Linked DNA regions of Homo sapiens: region 1 is linked to region 2. The links are chromatin loops, found by intact Hi-C in ENCODE. Cell type or tissue: GM12878. All regions are shown on one strand. Links, peaks and the distances in the headings refer to the core of each region. The heading gives the core; the rest is flanking DNA.

Region 1 (10,349 bases), core at 1,555-9,554, 120 kb after region 2:
GCAAAAACTGCTTTTATATATATATATGACTTTATAATAATCTCATGCTCATATATATTATAAAATGATATATAATCATATATAAATCATATGTACATATAAAATCTCATATATATTATAAAAAATGAACACAAGCATACATCTTCATCAAAGTCCTGCCTACTACAGTTAGATGTACCTCTTGAAACTTGGAAGAGATTATAGATTATTAGGGCAATAAAAGTAAACGCTAAAACATTTTTTTAAAAAATCAGAAATGATGATATAATGGACTAATAGTCTCAAGGTAGTTTTTGATAAATCCAAGACTGATCAATTGTCAGTCGACTGTCAATGGCTTATTAAGAGATTTTCAGTGTTTCATTGTATACCTGGGCTAATCTTGGGAAACAAACTATGCCTTTGTCTGTACATCTCAAAGCCCATGTCAATCTGACTACTAATGAGGGTTGACCATGGATGGGATGGTGTCTTAGGTAGTGTTTCTTGTGTTACTGGTAAGCTGACACTTCCGTCTTGGTAACCTCTGTTCATACACTCCTAAAATTCCTGATAGGTTTTGTTGTTGTTGTTGTTGTTGTTGTTGTTTTGAGACAGGGCTTCACTCTGTTGCCCAGGCTGGAGTGCAGTGGCACGATCAAAGCTCACTACAGCCTCGAATTCCCGGCCTCACATGATCTTCCTGCCTCAGCCTCCCAAGTAGCTGGGACTACAGGCATGCACTATAATGCCCAGCTAATTTTTATTATTATAATTTGTTGATAGAGACAGAGTCTTGCTATGATGCCCAGGCTGGTCTTGAATGCCTGGCTTCAGGCAATCCTACCATCTTGGCCTCCTAAAGCGCTAGCACTGTAGGCATGAGCCACTGAGCTTGGCTGACCTAATAATATTCTGAAGCTGATATTTCCCTATGAGATATGGAGTCAGACTTATCTGAGACTTTATCATGTCTGTGTGTACCTAGGCAATGCCTAGTACAGATGGCATGCTGTTTTCTTTCCAATTCATACTACATAACTATGTCAGATGAATTTCCTGCCCTAAACTATAGCTCCAAATATGGCAGTTCCTTGCACAAAACTACTGTCGCATTTCATTATGCTTGCTTCTTTCCTGTATTTATTCTTTCTAAAAATTTATCGTTTGTTTTCCCCATCCTAAAATTGTAAGCTCAGTGAGGGCAGGGACCAGTTGTAGCTCCAGTGTTTAGCTGTGCTGTCTTATAACACACATTCGATTATATTGTTGCCAAACTATGTAAATGATTACTACAAGAATTTGGACAATATGATTTTCTTTCAACTTTTAAAAGTGAGATATAATGAACGTACCATAAGACTCACCCATTTAAAAAGCATAACACAGTGGTTTTTAGTATATTCATAAACTTGTACAATCATCACCACTAATTCCAGAATATTTTCATCACTTCAATAGGAAAATGCATACCTGTTAGCAATTACTTCCATCTCCCCTCTCCCCCAGCCCCTAGCAAACCACTAACCTACTTTTTATCTCTATAGATTTCCCTATCCTCAACTTTCATTTAAATGGAATTATATAATATGTGGTCTTTTGCTCCTGGCTTAACACGATATTTTCGAGATTCATCCATGTTGTAACATTTTGTTTACCCTTTTAGACAAGATAAAGTTTAATACCCTTTCTAACTCTATGCTCAGATAGTCAAGTGAAGAGCTACAACCAAATTTCTTTTTCCTTTCTTCCTTTCTTCTCTCTCTCTCTCTTTCTTTCTTTCCTTCTTTTTTTTTTTGACAGAATCTTGCTCTGTCGCCCAGGCTGGAGTAGAGTGGAACGATCCCGGCTCCCTGCGACCTCCGCCTCCCCTGTTTAAACGATTCTCGTGCCTCAGCCTCCCGAGTAGCTGAGATTACAGGCATGTATAACCATGCCGGGCTAATTTTTGTATTTTTAGTAGAGAAGGGGTTTCACCGTGTTGGTGGCCAGGCTGGTCTCAAACTCCTGACCTCACGTGATCCACCAACCTCAGCCTCCCAAAGTGCTGGGATTGTAGGCGTGAGCCACAGCGCCCTGCCTCAACCAAATTTCAGAAAGTATCATAATATCATTATGCTTCATAGTTTCTCTATGCCCTGAAGTTTACCAATTTTATCTTCTACAGATTCCAGGAAGGCAGCCTGTTAAGACTCACCAAATTTACTTCCTCAGCCTCCAGAACAATAAAATCAAACTCCCTACCTTGATTTTAAGATTCTGCTTCCCCCCACCCCGCCCCACCCCAATCTTCTCCTTGGATATTCGACAGTCTGGAATAATGCATTTTTACAGTTCTGATTGTTTTCAGCAGATGTGTTGGCTGAGGTTGGATGGGGTTTCTTCCCACCTATCTCTCCTCTCTCCTTCCCTCTGCCCACTGCACGTGCAACAACTTTTCTGCCATCAAAACGTGCAAAAAAGAAACAAGAAAGAAAGGAAAGAGAAAGAAAAGAAAAACAGAAAAAAGAAAAGAAAAAGCAGCCGGAAGTCTTCCTTTGTTTTCCAAGGAAATTCAGGTAAAAGGAGGGGTGGGGAAATGATATTTTTGACTTTGCTCACAATCCAGACGTAGGAAAGAAAAAGGATTTCCTTTGGGCTGCTGCCACGACTCTGATGTTTTATGCTGATAAAATATTTCCTTCTTAAAAAAAAGTTCTGGGAAAATCATGCCCCTTCAACTTGGAAGCGAAACCCACCCTAACTTTCGTCTTAAAACGCAGCGAAGTGAAAGGTTTGCTCCTCTTTCACGAGGGTTTTGTTCCTTACAGTTCGGGTCTTGCTACCAGGAGCGAGCTGGGTCCGCAGCGTTCTTCGGTGGCTGGCGCGGGAGGAGGACTACAGGATCCAGAGATCTTTGGAAACTCCAGCAGCTCCAAGCTTGTTGGCTACTACGGTTTCCCTGAGGAGTGACGCTACGAAAACAAACCCTGATTGGTCAGGCCTGAGCTGAGTTCTCCATTTATGGACAGATTGCCCGGCCCGAGCCGAGACTCAGCCAGAGGAGTACGGATTAAGTGGCCGAAGAAAGAGGAGTGAGGCAGGGGAGCGAGGCGGACGCTCCGAGCGCATCGGACTCACCTGGGCCGGCGGCGACCGGCGAGTACGAGTGGACTCTTGCCCTCCGCAGCATGCGCCCCGCCTGCTAAGTCGCCGCCGTCTCGCCCTCACCTAGCACCGCCAATCCCGCCTGGATGGAGTCCCCTCTGGGTTCCCATTGGCTCCTGTGAGTGCTTGGGTGTCGGGAGCCTGTTTTTGGCGAGGGGAACCAACTTTTGAAGTTCGCCCAGAAGACTGCGTTCCAGCCCCAGTTCCCCGGCAGCGGGACCCGGCGAAGACGCGACCGCGGCGCGAGTCACCATGGTGAGTTGGCCGCGCCGCGTCCTAGGACGCCGGACCCGGGGACGGGGCAGGAAACCCCGGCGTGGTGCACCCACCTTGGGCGCGCTGCCGGGGCCAGGGGTGGAGAAGGTGGACGCGGGAGCCGGCACGTCGCGAGCTCTGATTTCCTGCCGCTTTCCGTAAACCCGGGCCGGGGGAGAGCGAGCGAGGGGCCAAGGAAAACTTTATTCCAAGTCGGTTTCTGCGTCGCGAAACTTTCTGTGGCCGGGTTGCTATGGCTGCCAGCTGTCGGAAGCCAGGGTGTGGGCGCATCGGCTGCGAGGGGCACGGCGCGGGAGGGGGTCCCCTCCTCCTGCTGGGACGTGGGGGGCGCAGCCGGCAGGGGAGGTGCTCGGAGACTCGCGCCGCAGCCGCTGGCGGCGTCCCCTGCCCTCCCCGCGGCCGTGCCCGCCCCGCCCCGGGCACCCTCGCGCCGACTCCCTCTCCTCCCCGCCGCCGCTCCGCTGCCCGGCAGCGCCCGCAGCTGTCCCGCCTGGCAGCGGCACGCGGGCGGGGGCGGTCCCTGGCCCGCCTTGGCGAGGGGCGGCGCGGGCCGCACAAAGGCAGGCGGGGGCGCCAGGTAGGGCGAGCACCTGGCGGCCGGCGGGCTGTCAAGAGCCAGGGAGACTCGGGCGCGGGCGGCAACCACGCCGCCCCGGACCTGTGCCGGGCGCCGGCCCCGAGGGTCTCCGCGCCCCGGACGCCAAGTAAACACCTCCTGAAGAGGACCCCACCCCTTCCCAAGCGCGAGGGGATCGGGGCTTTTCGGGGATCCAGGGGACGCTTCGCACGGGAAGACGCCCTCGCGAGTTTCGAGTTTGTTGCTGTTTTCCCTTTGGCACTTTGGGAATGTGTGGAAGGGGCCGCCTCTTTGACTTGTGACTTTTCTGCTATTCCAACTCCCCAGTCCAGCTACACTCCCCTCCCTCCCTGTATAACCTTAGCCACCTCCCTTGGGCTTTGGCGTGGTGTACTTTTCTTTGCGGGGCACGAAAGCAAGGACTCTATTTTGAAGAGATCGGCAGTTCATCAAAAAAAAAAAAATCTATTACAAGGCTTCATAGTTTCCACACTTGCTTCTTTTCAAGTAGTCCTGCTTAGGTGGATTATCTCGTCCTCTTCTGGTTTGCTGTTGTTTTCTAATGGCTGTGGAAGAGAAGCCAAGTCAAAATGATAACCAGCACAACACTAATTAAAAAATCGATATCCCGGTGAGCAGCCTGAGGGAAGTGCAGCAGAGGCCCATCGAAACCTGCACACAAAGCTCAGAAGCCCCCTTGCCCCGTGCTGTTTATTCCAAAGAATGATTACAAACAAACATCAACGAGAAACCTTTCAAGGCATCCTCGGCCAAAGCCTTTTCTTTTTACATAGTCCAAAATTAAGTCACTTTTGCCCCATCTAAGAGAACACTTTGTCTATACATTTCCTCTTCTAGTTTTAAGGTTTAAGAAGTCAGTCTACTCTACGTTACTTTTGGACCCCTTCCCTCACCCCAGCAGAGAACCATTCCCATTGGGCATGTGTTTGGGTGAAGCTACCTCACTGGGCACCTGGTCCCTTGAAGCAGTGTGATAGTCCTGGTACTTGAGAATTGCTGTAATCATTTTCCGTGGGTCAATATTTCTTAAAAAAATCAATGTGTTTATGTCAAGAACTTAAAGAATCTTACTGAATTTAAGTACTTGAGTGGTACCTTGAGGAAATTAACTTCCCCTCAGTTAAACTCATTTTTCATGCTGAATGGACTGAAATATACTCTAGGTTGCCTTTTCCGAAACCTGTGATACCATGCTTAATTCAGCCCCATTGCAGATGAAGTAGAGGGTTGGTCAAATGCATGCGAAGAAGGCATGCTGTAGGGAAGAGGTGGTTCTATCTGAGGACAGTGTGTGACTTCCCTATTGATGGGCTCCCTGCCATCAGCACAGATGGGCATGTTGTGTGCCCCCAGGCGACTATCTGTGCATCAGATATGGTTGCTGAAGTCACAATTCACTGATGGAAAAGTTGAAACAGCTGGCTGTCCTGAAACAGGAGATGTGCCATTGATAGATCTACTGGATCCAGAGTGATTTGGCCAAAGTTAATCATTTCTTTCCTGACTTGAAAAATTGTTCATTATGTATGTGAAGTTGCCTTAGAATAGAGCATCATCTTAAATAATCAGAAACCCAAGTTACAATATTTAATGTTTATGTCAGACTCTGTCAAGCCAAATGATACTTCATTTTGTGTTCCACATCTGCCCAGGCCTGCCCAAGTTGTATCCCTTCAGCTGCTTAGAACAGGAAGGGAAAGGACATTACCTTCTTTGGGTGTGGCTGAAGATTAGCATGGAGGCTAAAATTCATCAGAAGGCCCTTGGCGGCCAGGCGCAGTGGCTCACGCCTGTAATCCCAGCACTTTGGGAGGCTGAGGCAGGAGGAATACTTGAGCCCAGGAGTTCAAGACCATCCTGGGTAACATAGTGAGACCCTGTTTCAGTTAAAAAATATTAAGAAGAAGAAGAAGAAAAAGAAGGCCCTTGGCTGGGCTATAGGGAGAACACCTATACCGTGGACTTCTTCTGTGTGAGTGTGTGTGTGTGCGTGTGTCTTTTAGGAAGTCTGGTAGCATAGTAGGAGGGCTCTCCATCTGTACCTGAGGCCCTACTAAGACTCATTCAGTTGTGACTCATAAGGAAAATAGCCATTTTCATTTTCTGACTCATGAACACAGTGTACAGCTTGTAGTTCACCTTCTATCTTCCTCCTGAAAACTCACTTTGGGACACTTTTCTATCTTGAGAAAACTAGGAACACTACCAGGCAATAGTTACTTGTGTCTTTTTCCTAAGGAGACTTGAAGAAGTTAAAAAAAACCCTGCACATCTTTATAATTTAGTGGAGGTTGTTTAGCAGAGTACAAAAAAATCTCTGTTGACTTTAACCGTAATACCCATCTAAGGCTTCCTTCGTAGAATCTGGGCTTATCATCATCTGCAAAGGAAGTTCTGCTTTTGTGGCCATGACCAGTTTGGACTCTCTGATAGACTGAAACCCATGGCTGTAGGTCCGCTATGTGCTTTGGATCCAGAAATTGTGATTGATTTTTATGCAAGGTTTCTGTGCATTAAATATACAGAAATATTTGAGCAAATCTGAATTGACCATCACCTCAAAACATGTTCAAGAGCTGTTCCCTTTTCCTTACTTGCATATACTTGTGAGGAAATTATAGATATGACACATAAGAATACCCAGGAATAGATTTACAACCTAGAAATCTGATGGATAGCTGATGATAAGGTAGGTAAGTTCCTTTAGGTGATGGCATGGCATGTATTTAGAAAGTCTGGAATACATTTCAAATGTTTCCTGGGAAGGTAACCTACTTGATTTCCACAGATTAGTTTATCAGATTGCTAGTAGTCTCCTAGTCAAAACAACACAATACAACAAAACAAAACCAGAAAGGAATGGGATCAAGCACAAAAAAAGTTTTGATGGAGGCAAAGCGTTGGGGAAATACCTAGAGTCCGGGACATTATCTAGGGACAAGTGTGAGTGGGCCATCCTAGTGGGAAATATTTGACAGCCCAGGCATCTCCTTGGAGAGAAAATGGGTGGAGCAGTGGATGGAGAGGGATGGAGAAGTATAAGAAGCAGACATTTACTGAAGTTGAAAGTCACCTCCACCACACTTTTGCTGAGGACTACAGTCTTGTCAGTGGTTGCAAACTTTTTTTTTTTGAGTTGGAGTCTCTCACTGTCGCCCGGGCTGGAGTGCACTGGCGCGATCTCAACTCACTGCAACCTCCGCCTCCCGGTTTCAAACGATTCTCCTGCCTCAGCCTCCCAAGCAGCTGGGATTACAGGTGCCTGCCACAACGCCCAGCTAATATTTTGTATTTTTTAGTGGAGACGGGGTTCCACTATGTTGGCCAGGCTGGTCTCAAAGTCCTGACCTCGTGATCCTCCTGCCTCGGCCTCCCAAAGTGCTGGGATTACAGGTGCCTGCCACAATGCCCAGCTAATATTTTGTATTTTTTAGTGGAGACGGGGTTCCACTATGTTGGCCAGGCTGGTCTCAAAGTCCTGACCTCGTGATCCTCCTGCCTCGGCCTCCCAAAGTGATTACAGGCATGAGCCACTGTGCCCGGCCAGTGGTTGCAAACTTAAATGTCTTATAATTTGGTGGAGGGAGGCTGGCCTCTAGAGAGTAAATATGGAATATATGTGCCATTCTAGGAGGCACCACTACTTGATTCTAGGCCATGGTTATATCGACCATATTACCAAATTATCTTGTTTTTCAAGAGAAACTAGAAATCTAGATTTTTATGCTATATCTGCCAGTTCTTATTTTTATTTATTTTGAGACAGAGTTTTGCTCTTGTCGCCCAGGCTGGAGTGCACTGGCGCGATCTCGGTTCACTATAACCTCTGCCTCCCAGGTTCAAGCAATTCTCCTGCCTCAGCCCCCTGAGTAGCTGGGATTACAGGCCCCACCACCACACCCGCCTAATTTTTGTATTTTTAGTAGAGACAGGGTTTTACCATGTTGGCCAGGCTGGTCTCAAACTCCTGACCTCAGGTGATCTGCCCGCCTCAGCCTCCCAAAGTTCTGGGATTATAGACGTGAGCCACCACGCCCGGCCTCTGCCAATTTTTATATGTGATTTGATCATCTCAGAGGGGCCAAACACAGCTGCAGATTAGCTGTTTGCAGCCACTTTATTGTAAGTCTTAACATGGTGTCCTTCTGTGAACCACAGTGATTCTTCTCATTCACTCACCAGGAAGAATGTCTAAACGTTCACTGCATACCCAGTAGTGGCATTCAGTATTTATCCATACATCCACACCTTCCTACTGGGTCTCCCTAAAGAGAGGGAATAGCCTGGTATTTTCAGCCTATGCATTCTCTAAGCTATTATAACAGGGAAAATCTGCATCCAGCTGCTACTGTTTGGCGCTATCTCAACACCTGTGTAGGATGGTTCCACGAGTGGTGAGGCTGCAAATTGAGCTTTTCTCTTCAACCCTTCAACTCCTTCCTCCACTGAAAATGCCATGGCCTCCAATGTCACATGATGGACTTCTTGTTTTTCACTCCTTTTTCAGTTGAATCTCATGAATTGGCGGTCTGTCTCAGGCGTTTTCCTGAGGGTTAGATAATGAGCAGCGGCGTGCATTCTGATAACTTAGAATACAACATTTTGCCTCTGTGCCTAGTGTGGGCATGTGATGAGCCCCTGTGAGACTCAGTGAAAGAACATATAGTACCTTGCGTTTCCTCATGAGCCAAGTGTGGGGCCTTATTATTCATTAGGAATTTGAGAAATCTCTTTTTATCTGCTTCAACAAGCAGAAATATTTTAAATCTTCTGTGTAAGTGCAAGGTATTATAAGCTTCATGGTAGGATATATAGGAATTATGTACAGTCATGGTTTTCCAAGTTTGAGTCATCTCTTTTTTTTTTTTTTTTTTTTTTTTTGCGAAAATGCAGCAACTTGTGTTTTTACCAATCTGTGATTAAAATGTTTCTTAATGGTGAGTTTTTAAAAACTTTTTTTTTCTTTTTCTCACCATGCTGAAATATTTACAAAGTAAATAAGAGGTTAAAGGTTAAATGCCAAAGGTATTAAAATAAACATCTCAGCCTTATAAGCACATTCTGTAATAGTGGTAAACAAATTGTGTTTTGAATTTCAGTTTCAGAATTTATGTTGGCAGAGACAAAAGGTTTTGGGGCATCCTAGCAAAGTATTTTTTTCATATATCTTTGGGACAGCCACACTTAAGAGAAGTACAACTGTAAAAGCCAGCCCTAACATAGTGACATGAACTTTGACAACCCATAGAACTCAAACTGTACATGTGAATGAAGTTGGCCCGCCCTTCTGAGTTACCACCATGAGAATGACGTCATTGCCGTTGTTCAAAGCACTTTTGAATGGTCATTTATGAGCTATGTAATAAAACCTATTTTTTTGCCGGGTGTGGTCGTTCAGGCCTTTACCAAAAAAAATTTTAAAAATTAGCCACGTGTGGTGTCATGCACTATAGTCCCAGCTACTTGGGAGGCTGAGGTGGGAGGATTTCTTGAACTGAGGAGTTCAAGTATGCAGTGAGCTGTAACTGTGGCACTGCAGCCTGGGTGAGAGTGAGAGAGAGAGAGAGAAAGAGAGAGAGAGAAAAAAAAGAAAGAGACAGGGCTGGGCCCTGTGGTTCACGCCTGTAATCCCAGCACTTTGGGGGGCCGAGGTGGGCAGATCACCTGAGGTCAGGAGTTTGAGACCAGCTTGGCCAACCTGGTGAAACCCCGTCTCTACTAAAAATACAAAAGTAGCCAGGTGTGGTGGTGCATGCCTGTAATCGCAGCTACTTGGGAGGCTGAGGCAGAGAGAATCACTTGAACTTGGGAGGCGGAGGTTGCAGTGAGCCTAGATCACGCCATTGCACTCCAGCCTGGGCAACAAGAGTGAAACTCTGTCTCAAAAGAGAGAAAGAAGGGAAGAAGAGGGAAGGAGGGAGGGCCTTATTTTTTATTTTTTAACTCCTTAGTGCCCAGTGTGATCATTCCTATTACTCACCAGACTTTGTATTACATCCCTCTCAGGTGTTTCCAGAAGTTACATTGTGCCTCAAAGGCGGAACAATTAGCCCCACTAAAGATATGCAGTATCCAGCAGGTCCCTTTTTCCTGGAATAAGTATAAGAACTGCTCTGAAGGAGGCACACTCTCTTGGGTCTTTTGAGCTCTGATAATGTTTGTTACAAATTCATTTATAGCACTTTATGGTCATACGTTACATTATAGAAAGTAAAACATAGGCTACATTGTAGAAAGCCCAGAAGAGAGCTTAAAAATTCTATCCTAAATCCATTTGTTAACTTCACAGAGAGATCTAGAGAGGTTAAATTACTTCCAAAGTCTCATAGCTAGTTTTTAGCTGAGCTGG
Region 2 (10,349 bases), core at 1,560-9,559:
GTAAAAAGTAAAACTATCTTTATTTGCAGATGGCATGATCTGTATGTAGAAAATCCTTTTAAACATCCACTAGAAATTATTAGAAGTAATTAATGAGTTCAGCAGGGTTGCAGGACACAAGACCAATATACAAAATCTACTGTACTTATCTAAGTGGCAATAAAAAACCAAAATGATTTGCTATTTACAATAGCATCAAAAAGAATAAAATACTTAGGAATAAATTTAAAGAAGTGTGAAATTTATACTTTTAAAACTCCAAAATAGTGTTGAAAGATATTAAAGATGACCAAAATAAATGGAAAGATATCCACATTTGTGGATCCAAATACTGAATTTTGGGGCCAGGCATGGTGACTAACACCTGTAATCCCAACACTTTGGGAGGCCAAAGTGAGAGGATCACTTGAAACCAGGAATTCAAGACCAGCCTGGGAGAGACCCTGTCTCTACAAAAAATGAAAAAAATTAGTCAGATGTGGTGGCACATGCCTGTAGTCCCAGCTACTCAGGAAGCTGAGGTGGGAGGATTGCTTGAGCCCAAGAGTTCAAACTGCAGGGAATTGTGATCATGCCACTGCACTCCAGTGTGGGCAACAAAGGAAGACAATGTTTCTAAAAAAATTTTTTTTAAATAAAGGCTTATTTGTTTATTTTTTTTGAAACAGGGTCTTGCTCTGTCACCCTGGTTGAAGTGCAGTGATATGATCATAGCTCCCTGCAACTACAGGCATGTGCCACCATGCCCAGCTAACTTATATTCATTTTTTCATAGATATACAGTCTTGCTATGTTGCCAAACATGGTCTCAAACTCCTGGCCTCAAACTCCTGGCCTCAAACTCCTGGCCTCAAGCAATCCTCCTACCTTGGCCTCCCAAATCCCTGGGATTACAGGCATGAGACACTGAACCCACTGAAAGACTTAATATTTTTAAAATGGCAATATTCCCCAAACGGATCTACAGATTCAACACAGTCCCTATCAATATTCCAACTGGTTTCTTTGCAGAAATTGACAAACTGATCTTAAATTTTTTTTTTTTTGAGACAGAGTCTTGCTCTGTTGCCCAGGCTGGAGTGCAGTGGCACAACCTCGGCTCACTGCAGCCTCCGCCTCTCAGGTTCAAGCGATTATCCTGCCTCAGCCACCCGAGTAGCTGGGATTACAGGTGGCCACTACCACACCTGGCTAATTTTTGTATTTTTAGTAGAGATGGGATTTCACCATGTTGGCCAGGCTGGTCTCAAACTCCTGATCTCGTGATCTGCCCACCTCAGCCTCCCAAAGTGCTGGGATTACAGGCGTGAGCCGCCATGCCTAGCCTGATCCTAAATTTCTTCTTCTTCTTCTTCTTCTTCTTTTTTAAATTTGAGACAAAGTTTTGCTCTGTCACCCAGGCTGGAGTGCAGTGGCACAATCCCGGCTCACTGCAACCTCTAGGTTCAAGCGATTCTCCTGCCTCAGCCTCCCCAGGAGCTGAGATTACAGGTGTGCGCTACCACACCCAGCTAATTTTTGTCTTTTTGGTAGAGATGGGATTTCACCATGTTGGCCAGGCTGATCTCAAATACCTGACCTCAGGAGATCCACCCGCCTTGGCCTCCCAAAGTGCTGGGACTACAAGCGTGAGCCACTGCACCTGGCCTGATCCTAAATTTCATAAGGAAATACAATGGACCTAAAACAGCTAACACAATCTTGAAAAAAAAGGATGAAGTTGGAGGACTCACACTTCTCAATTTCAAAATGTACCACAAAGCTATAGCAATCAAGACAGTGTGGTACCAGCATAAGAAAATAATTGAGAATCAATGGAATAGAATTGAGAGTCTACAAATAAATCTATACACCTATTTGCCAAGTGATTTTCTTTCTTTTTTTTTTGAGATAGAGTCTTGCTATGTTGCCCAGGCTGGAGTGCAGTGGCGAGATCTTGGCTCACTACAACCTCCGCCTCCCAGGTTCAAGTGATTCTCCTGCTTCAGCCTCCTGAGTAGCTGGGACTACAGGCGCAGGCCGCCACACCTGGCAAATTTTTGTATTTTTAGTAGAGACGGGGTTTCACCATATTGGTCAGGCTGGTCTTGAACTCCTGACCTCCTGATCTGCCCGCCTCGGCCTCCCAATGCACTGGGATTACAGGCGTGAGCCACCGCTCCCGGCCGCCAAGTGATTTTTCAACTAGGGTGCCAAGACCATTTGATGGGGGAAAGAATAGACTTTTCAACAAATTATGCTGGGATAAATAGATATCTACAAGGAAAATAATAAATGTGGAACCTTACCTTATACTATATACAAAAAAATTAACTAAAAATGGATCACAGGCCTAAATGTAAGAGCTGAAACTATAAAACTTAAAAAGAAAATATAGGCATAAATCTTTGTGACCTGGATTAGGCAAGAGTTTCTTAAATATGACACCCCAAACACTAGCAACTGAAGAAAAGATAGATGTTAGATATAAGCAAGATTAAAAATTTTTAAGTTTCAAAAGACATGAGAAAATGAAAAGACATCCCTTAGAATGGGACAGTAATTTTTCAAATCAGATATCTGATAAGGGAATTATATCTAGAATATATAATTTTTAAAACTCCTACAGCTCAATAATAGAAAGACAATTACCCAATTTAAAAATGGGCAAGGAATCTGAATAAATATTTTCCTAAAGAAGATATGCCAATGACGAGCAAGCACATTAAATGATGTTCAACACCATTAGTCCTCAGGGGGATGCAATCAAAACCACAATGAGATACCTCTTCAAACCCACTGGGATGGCTATAATCGAAAAGATAGAAAACAACTGTTAGTGAGGATGTGAAGGAATCGGAGCCCTCAGACACTGCTGGGGGCAATGTAAAGTGGCGGCCACTTCGGCAAACAGTCTAGCTGCGCTGTTCCTCAAAAGTTGAATATAGAGTTATCATGTTACTCAGCTTTTTCATTCTAGGTACATATCCAAGAGAAATGAAAACCTATGAGCACACAAAAACAAATAGACAAATGTTCACAGCAGCATTATTTAAAATAGTCAAAAGTGGAAACAACCCCAACGTTCAACTGATGAACAGGTTTTTAAAATGCAGTACACAATGAGGTACTATGCAGCCATAACAAGGAATGTAGTGCTGATACATGCTACAACATGGATGAACCCTGAAAACATGATGCTAAGTGTCAGAAGCCAGAATCAAGGGAACACATTCACTCGAAATGCTCAGAAGAGGGAAATCCATCAGACAGAGAATGTAGGCCTGCCATGGACTGGGGAACTGGGGAGGCTGGGGAAAAATGGGGAGTGACAGCTAACAGGTATGGGGTTTCTTTTTGGATGATAAAAACGTTCTGAAATCGATTGTGGTGATGACTACATGACTGTGTGAATACACTAAAAATCACTGAATTGTGTGCTTTAAGTAGGTGACTTATATAGTTAGATCTCACTAAAGGTGTTCAGAGAGAGAGAGGAGAGAGAAAGGAGGCTATGTATCGGGCCTTCAGGTCTGATCAAGTCCTGTTTAGAACACGGTATGCCACATGAGCTAAATGTGTATCTCATCTTTATGGAGAACTTGCCTTTGCCCTTCTGAGCTGGATTTACAGGGGAAAAAAATCAAGGCCCATTTGCTACTAATTACATCACCAATGGACACATAAAAACTATAAAATTAAATATGAAATAATATAGCAACCTAGTGTCTTAAGAATACCACTTAAAATGTTCATACCCCTCCAATACAATTACATAATCAACACAAGAAAGCCAAGAAACTTTTCCAAAGAATTTTTATTTCACATGAATTCATTTCAACAATCAAGTCTCATCAGCATTCTAATATAGCCAAAAAAACAAAGCAAAAATATTTAGTACTCATAACAAACACTTTTGATGCCTTTAGAGTGAAAGTTTTTGTTACAGGGAAGCAACAAGTTGAGTAGAGAAGTTGATAAGAAACTGAAGAATATAAGATTCCTGAAAGTATTTCAAAATAATTTTTCTACTTTGTATTAGAACCAGCATCATAAGGACAATGCCACTGCTCTTGCCCCTGAGATGATAAAGCCACCACTGGTTGCAGGCCCTTTTCATCGCATGCAGGGCACCAAGCCTCTCACATGTATTCTCCCACTTGATCTTCATCCGCAACTCAAGCGGCTACGAAGATCCTCAGAGTCCTCCTAAAGTCCCTACTCTGTCCTATAGCTCGCAAGTTCTTCTAACTCCCTGCTGTTCTGAGAGGTATCACAGAGCTGGGATTTCTTTTAAGCCGAAATGCATAAACAAGGAGTCAAGGTTTTCCAGTCCTATTATAGTGAGTTTCCAGGTCATTTCTTCATCCAAATTGATGATGAATGTTGAGTATCTACTGTTTTCCAGAGACCGTTCCAGGCACTTAGCTATAGACAGGTAACATATCTGGAATCCCCCTTCAACATAGTAAAGGTAGCAGAGTGAGGAAGACATTGGAGAGACTCAATAGAGCAGTGAGTGCTAGGAGAGCTCTATGGAGTGGGGGTGTCAGGGAAGACTCCCAGAGGGGGTGACACTTCAGCTGAACTTTAAAGACTGAAAAGAAGTTAGAAAAGAAGGAGGAGGCCGGGCGCGGTGGCTCACACCTGTAATCCCAGCACTCTTGGAGGCCGAGGTGGGCGGATCACCTGAGGTCAGGAGTTAGAAGCCAGCCTGGCCAACATGGTAAAACCTCATCTCTACTAAAAATACAAAACTTAGCTGGCCGTGGTGGCGAGTGCCTGTAGTCTCAGCTACTCGGGAGGCTGAGGCAGGAGAATCGCTTGAATCCAGGAGGCGGAGGTTGCAGTGAGCCGAGATTGTGCCACCGCTCTCCAGCCTGGCAGACAGAGTGAGAATTGTCTCAAAAATAAAAAGAAAAGAAAAGGAGGAGGAAAGGCATGCTAGGTACGAGAACAGCATGTACAAAGGTGGAGCAATAGAAGAGCATGGTTTATTCAGGGACTAACAAAAAAGTTGATCACTGCTGAAAGGTACAGTGCAAGGGTAGAGAGAGAAGAGGGAGTCAACAGGGTGTCATCACCAAGGATCACACTAAGGAGACTGGAGTTCATCCTGATGAGGACAGAAAATCACAGAAGGAGAGTGATCAACCTGTTCCCCATCCAATCCATGCAGCCCTCTGCTATTATAGACAGATCTTTACCCAGCAGACTCAAACACACATGTCCAGCATTCAAGGCCCTCGACACGTTGTCTGCACAAAGACACCCTAATACTACTCCTCCCTGCTCCAGAGGCCTTGCATGCAGGAGGTCCTTGTTCTTTCTTCCACCCGACTCCATGCAGACCACCCTCATTGCCACCTCAGGCTGACGGGAAGTGCCATTTGCTCCTCAGCTCCGGTGCTGATATGCATTAATGTGCTTGGCTCTTAGGCCCAGCAGAGGGCAGAAGAGGCCCATAAATACTTCGGACAAATTTGTCCCAGCCAGATAAAAATAGCCCTAGACACAGTCCTGGTACAGTGCTTCCCGGACTTTCCCATGCATATGAATTCAGGGATCTTGTTAAAATGCAGATTCTAACTCAGTAGTTGCAGGGTGGGCTGGAGACAGTACATTTCTAACAAGGTCCCAGGTGCTGTTGAGGCTGCTGGTCCATGCAGCACACTTTGAGAAAATAGCACTTTTCATACTGAGAAGAAAGATCTTTTTTCTAAGTTTCCAATCTTTCCCAGACCAATACTTTCCGAAAATAAAATAAAAATGAATAACAGGAAAAATTAAATTTCCAAAATGACATACAAACTATCTCAACTTTATATTTTCGGATTCGATAAACTTAGTATTTACCCTATCAAATTACAAGGTCAGCTGAGTGAGTTCTCCCATCATTTCTTCCCAGGAAGACAACACCAATTGCGTAACAAAAGAAACCCATGGCACCCTCACAACCAGGTTTAACTCCTACCACTGGATTTTATGGCCAAAGCAGGGAGGGAATGTACTAAAGGAATGCAAGCCATTTGCTTTGGGGCTTCATTAATATATTCCCCACTATAATGGAGTTTATAGAAAATGGTTTTTGATGAGCAGAGACCCCAACATTTGAACACCTACCTTGCCACTCTTCCTCGAAGATCTCCCAAACCGGAGAGCTGGCGCATCTCCAGGGTCTTTAAGGCAGAATTAGTTCCATAGCTAATGTTGTCCCGGGCACGAATCTGCTCCTGGAGTACCTGGGCAACATAAAAAACACTAAGGGAGTCATCTAAGAATTCACGTGCTTCCACAAAAGCATTTTATACTTTTGGCAAAAATAAGAATGTTTAACTCAGTCTTTCATAAGAGACTCCTTTTCAACAGTCACCTAAGGCACACTTAAACAGAGAACTAGGGGGCCTAGACAGAGAGAGACCTTAGAGGCTCCTCCCAGAGCAAGTCCCTTTATTTACCATTAAAAACTAAGTTCCTTTGGTTTTAGTATTTCTTCCTTAGTAATGAAGCCACTTTCTTTTTCTTTTTTCTTTTTTCTTTTTTTTTTGAGATGGAGTCTTGCTCTGTTGCCCAGGCTGGAGTGCAGTGGCACAATCTCAGCTCACTGCAACTTCTGCCTCCCAGGTTCAAGCAATTCTCCTGCCTCAGCTTCCCGAGCAGCTGGGATTACAGGCATGTGCCATCACACCTGGCTAAGTTTTGCATTTTTAATAGAGACGGAGTTTGTGTTAGTAGAGATGGGGTTTCGCCATGTTGGCCAGGCTGGTCTTGAATTCCTGACATCAGGTGACACGCACACCTTGGCCTCCCAAAGTGCTGGGATTACAGGTTTGAGCCATGGGCTATTTTGATACAGGCATGCAATGTGTAATAATCACATCAGGGTGAATGAGGTATCCCTCACCTCAAGTATTTACTGTTTCTATTACAAACAACCCAATTATACTCTTTTAGTTATGTTTACATGTACAATTAAATTATTATTGACTACAGTCACCCTGTTGTGCTATCAAATACTAGATCTTATTAATTCTAACTATTTTTTAATGCCCATTAATCATCCACATTTCCACCCCACCCCCCACTATCCTTCTCAGCCTCTGGTAACCATCATTCTACTCTCTATCTCCGTGAGTTCAATTGTTTTAATTTTTAGCTCCCACAAGTGAGTGAGAACATGCGAAGCTTATCTTTCTGTGCCTGGCTTATTTCATTTCACTTAACATAATGACCTCTCGTTCTATCCATGTTTTTGCAAATGACAGAACCTCATTCTTTCTTACGGCTGAATACACTCCATTGTGTATCTGTACCACACTTCTTTATCCATTTGCCTGTTGATGGACACTTGGGTAGCTTCCAAATCTTGGCTATTGTGGATAGTGCTGCAATAAACACGGGAGTGCAGATATCTCTTCCATATACTGATTTCCTTTCTTGTAGGTATATACCTAGCAGTGGGATTGCTGAATCATATGGTAGCTCTGTTTTAGTTTTGTGAGGTACCTCCAAAGTGTTCTCCACAGTGGTTGTACTAATTTACATTCCCGCCAACACTGTATGAGTGCTCCCTTTTCTCCATATCCTTGCCAGCATTTGATATTGCCTGTCTTTTGGATAAAAGCCATTTTAACTGGGGTGAGATGATATCTCATTGTAGTTTTGTTTGTTTGCTTTTTGAGACTAAGTCTCACTGTCACCCAGGCTGGAGTGTAGTGGCATGATATCGGCTCACTGCAACCTCCACCTCCTGGATTCAAGCGATTCTCATGCCTCAGCCTCCCAAGTAGCTGGGATTACAGGCATGCATCACCATGCCAGGCTAAATTTTTTTTGTATTTTTAGTAGAGATGGAGTTTCACCGTGTTGACCAGGCTGGTCTGAAACCCCTGGCTTCAAGTAATCCACCCACCTCGGCCTCCCAAAGTGCTGGGATTACAGGTGTGAGCCGCTGCACTCAGCCAATATCTCATGTAGTTTTGATTTGCATTTCTCTGATGATCAATGATGTTGAGCACCTTTTCATATACCTGTGTTTGCCATTTCTATGTCTTCTTTTGAGAAATGTGTATTCAGATCTTTTGCCCATTTTTTAAACAGATTATTAGATTTTTTTCTTATAGAGTTGTTTGAGCTCCTTATATATTCTGGTGATCAATCCCTTGTCAGATGGAGAGTTTGCAACTACGTTCTCCCTCCACTTTGTTCTTCTTTTGATGTGCAGAAGCTTTTTAACTTAATTTGATCCCATTTGTCCATTTTTGCTTTGGTTGCCTGTGCTTGAGGGGTATTTCTCAAGAAATCTTTGCCCACTCCAATGTCCTAGAGAGTTTATCCAATGTTTTCTTTTAGTTGTTTCATAGTTTGAGGTCTTAGATTTAAGTTTTTTTTTTTTCAACTTTTATTTTTGGTTCAGGGTACATGTGAAGGTTTTTTACATAGGTAAACTCGTGCCATGGATGTTTGTTGTACAGATTATTTCTGTGAGATAATTAAACACAACTATTGTATACTGGGTTTAATGTGTTGTTGTACAGATTCTGTACATTAAGCCCAGTACCCAACAGTTATCTTTTCTGCTCCTCTCTAATCTTTAATCCATTTTGATTTGATTTTCTGTACATGGTATGAAATAGGGGTCTAATTTCATGCTTCTGCATATGGATATTCAGTTTTCCCAGCACCACTTATTGAACAGACTGTCATTTCCCCATTGCATGATCATGGCTCCTTTTTCAAAAAGGATTTTACTGTAGATGTATGGATTTGTTTCTGGGTTCTCTATTCTGCTCCATTGGTCTATGTGTCTATTTTTATGCCAGTGCCATGCTGTTTTGGTTACTGTAGCTCTGTAGTATAATTGCAAGTCAGGTAATGTGACCTCTCCAGTTTTGTTCTTTTGCTCAGGATAGTTTTGGCTATTTTGGTATTTTGTGGTTCCATGTGAACTTTAGGATTTTTTTTTTCTATTTCTGTGAAGAATGTCATTGGTATTTTGATAGGGATTGCATTGAATTTGTAGATTGCTTCAGGTAGTACAGACATTTTAACAATATTATGTATTCCAAACCACGAACATGGAATATCTTTCCATTTTTATGAGTCTTCTCCAATTTCTCACATCAATGTTTTATAGTTTTCATTGTAGAGATCTTTCACTTCTTTGGTTAATTCACAGGTATGTATGTATGTATGTATATATGTATGTATGTATGTATGTATGTATGTATGTATGTATGTATGTATTTGAGATGGAGTCTCGCTCTGTTGTCCCGGCTAGAGTGCAGTGGCGCAATCTCGGCTCACTGCAACCTCCGCCTCCCAGGTTCATGCCATTCTCCTGCCTCAGCCTCCCGAGTAGCTGGGACTACAGGCGCCCGCCACTATGCCCGGCTAATTTTTTGTATTTTTAGTAGAGATGGGGTTTCTCCGTGTTAGCCAGTATGGTCTCGATCTCCTGACCTCGTGATCCGCCTGCCTCAGCCTCCCAAAGTGCTGGGATTACAGGCGTGAGCCACCGCACCCAGCCTATATTTATTTATTTAATTATTGAGACAGGGTCTTGCGCTGAACCCAGGCTGGAAAGCAGTGGCACAATCTTGGCTCATTGCAACCTCTGCCCCCAAGGCACAAGCAATCTTCCCAGCTCAGCCTCCCGAGGCACACAGCAGCACGCTCAGCTATTTTATCGTATTTTTGGTAGAGACAGGGTTTCGCCATGTTACCCAGGCTGGTCTCAAATTCCTGAGCTCAAGTAATCTGCCCACCTTGGCCTCCCAAAGTGCTGGGATTATAGGCGTGAGCCACAGCACCTGGCCAGTATTTAATTTTATTTACAGCAATTGGAAATGAGATTACTTTCTTGATTTCTTCTTCAGATTGTTCCCCATTGGCATATAGAAATGCCACTAATTTCTGTATGTTGATTTTGTATCCTGAAATTTTATTGAATTTGTTTATCAGTACTAATAGTTTTTTGGTGGAGTCTTTAGGCTTTTCCAAATATAAGATCATATCATCTGCAAACAAGAATAATTTGTCTTCTTCCTTTCCAATTTGGATGCCCTTTCTTTCTTTCTTTTGTCTGATTGCTCTAGCTAGGACATCTAGTACTATGTGGAATAACAGCAGTAAAAGTGGGCATCCTTTTTGTGTTCCAGATCTTAGATAAAGGCTTTCCTGTCTTCTCCATTTAGTATATTACTAACTGTGGGTCTGTCATATATGGCTTTTATTATGTTGAGATGTGTTCCTTGTATACCTAGTTTTTTGAGGGTTTTTCTCATGAAGGGATGTTGAATTTTATCCAATGCTTTTTCAGCATCGGTTGATATGATCATATGCTTTTTGTCTTTCATTTTGTTGATATG

Evidence for each region. A loop is a pair of places that touch in the nucleus more often than their neighbours do. Peaks named below come from ENCODE experiments on the same cell type or tissue, not always from the same donor. Only the 100,000 strongest peaks of a DNase experiment are listed, where the experiment ranks them.
Region 1: a loop joins it to region 2, with 5 times the contacts of the local background. A loop is called at or near these places in 47 of 110 quality-filtered maps.

Annotation. Positions count from the first base shown.
Region 1 is chr15:59,365,530-59,375,878 of GRCh38, reverse strand. MYO1E (myosin IE) reads left to right here and starts at 3,008. Exons shown (of 28, transcript NM_004998.4): 1 at 3,008-3,381. The coding sequence starts at 3,379. RefSeq lists enhancers at 2,720-3,224, 3,225-3,728, 9,073-9,655, 9,656-10,240 and a silencer at 3,744-4,063. In GM12878, for the core only: no CTCF peak of the experiment used is centred there; DNase peaks (open chromatin) are centred at 2,948, 5,284, 5,615 and 6,068; H3K4me3 peaks cover 7,586 bases; H3K27ac peaks cover 5,193 bases.
Region 2 is chr15:59,488,143-59,498,491 of GRCh38, reverse strand. It overlaps FAM81A (family with sequence similarity 81 member A), which reads right to left. Exons shown (of 9, transcript NM_152450.3): 4 at 6,103-6,221. Among named protein-coding and RNA genes, the nearest start is that of FAM81A, 55 kb to the right of the region's middle. RefSeq lists an enhancer at 5,314-5,363. In GM12878, for the core only: a CTCF peak has its summit at 5,419 (motif pointing right); a DNase peak (open chromatin) is centred at 5,469.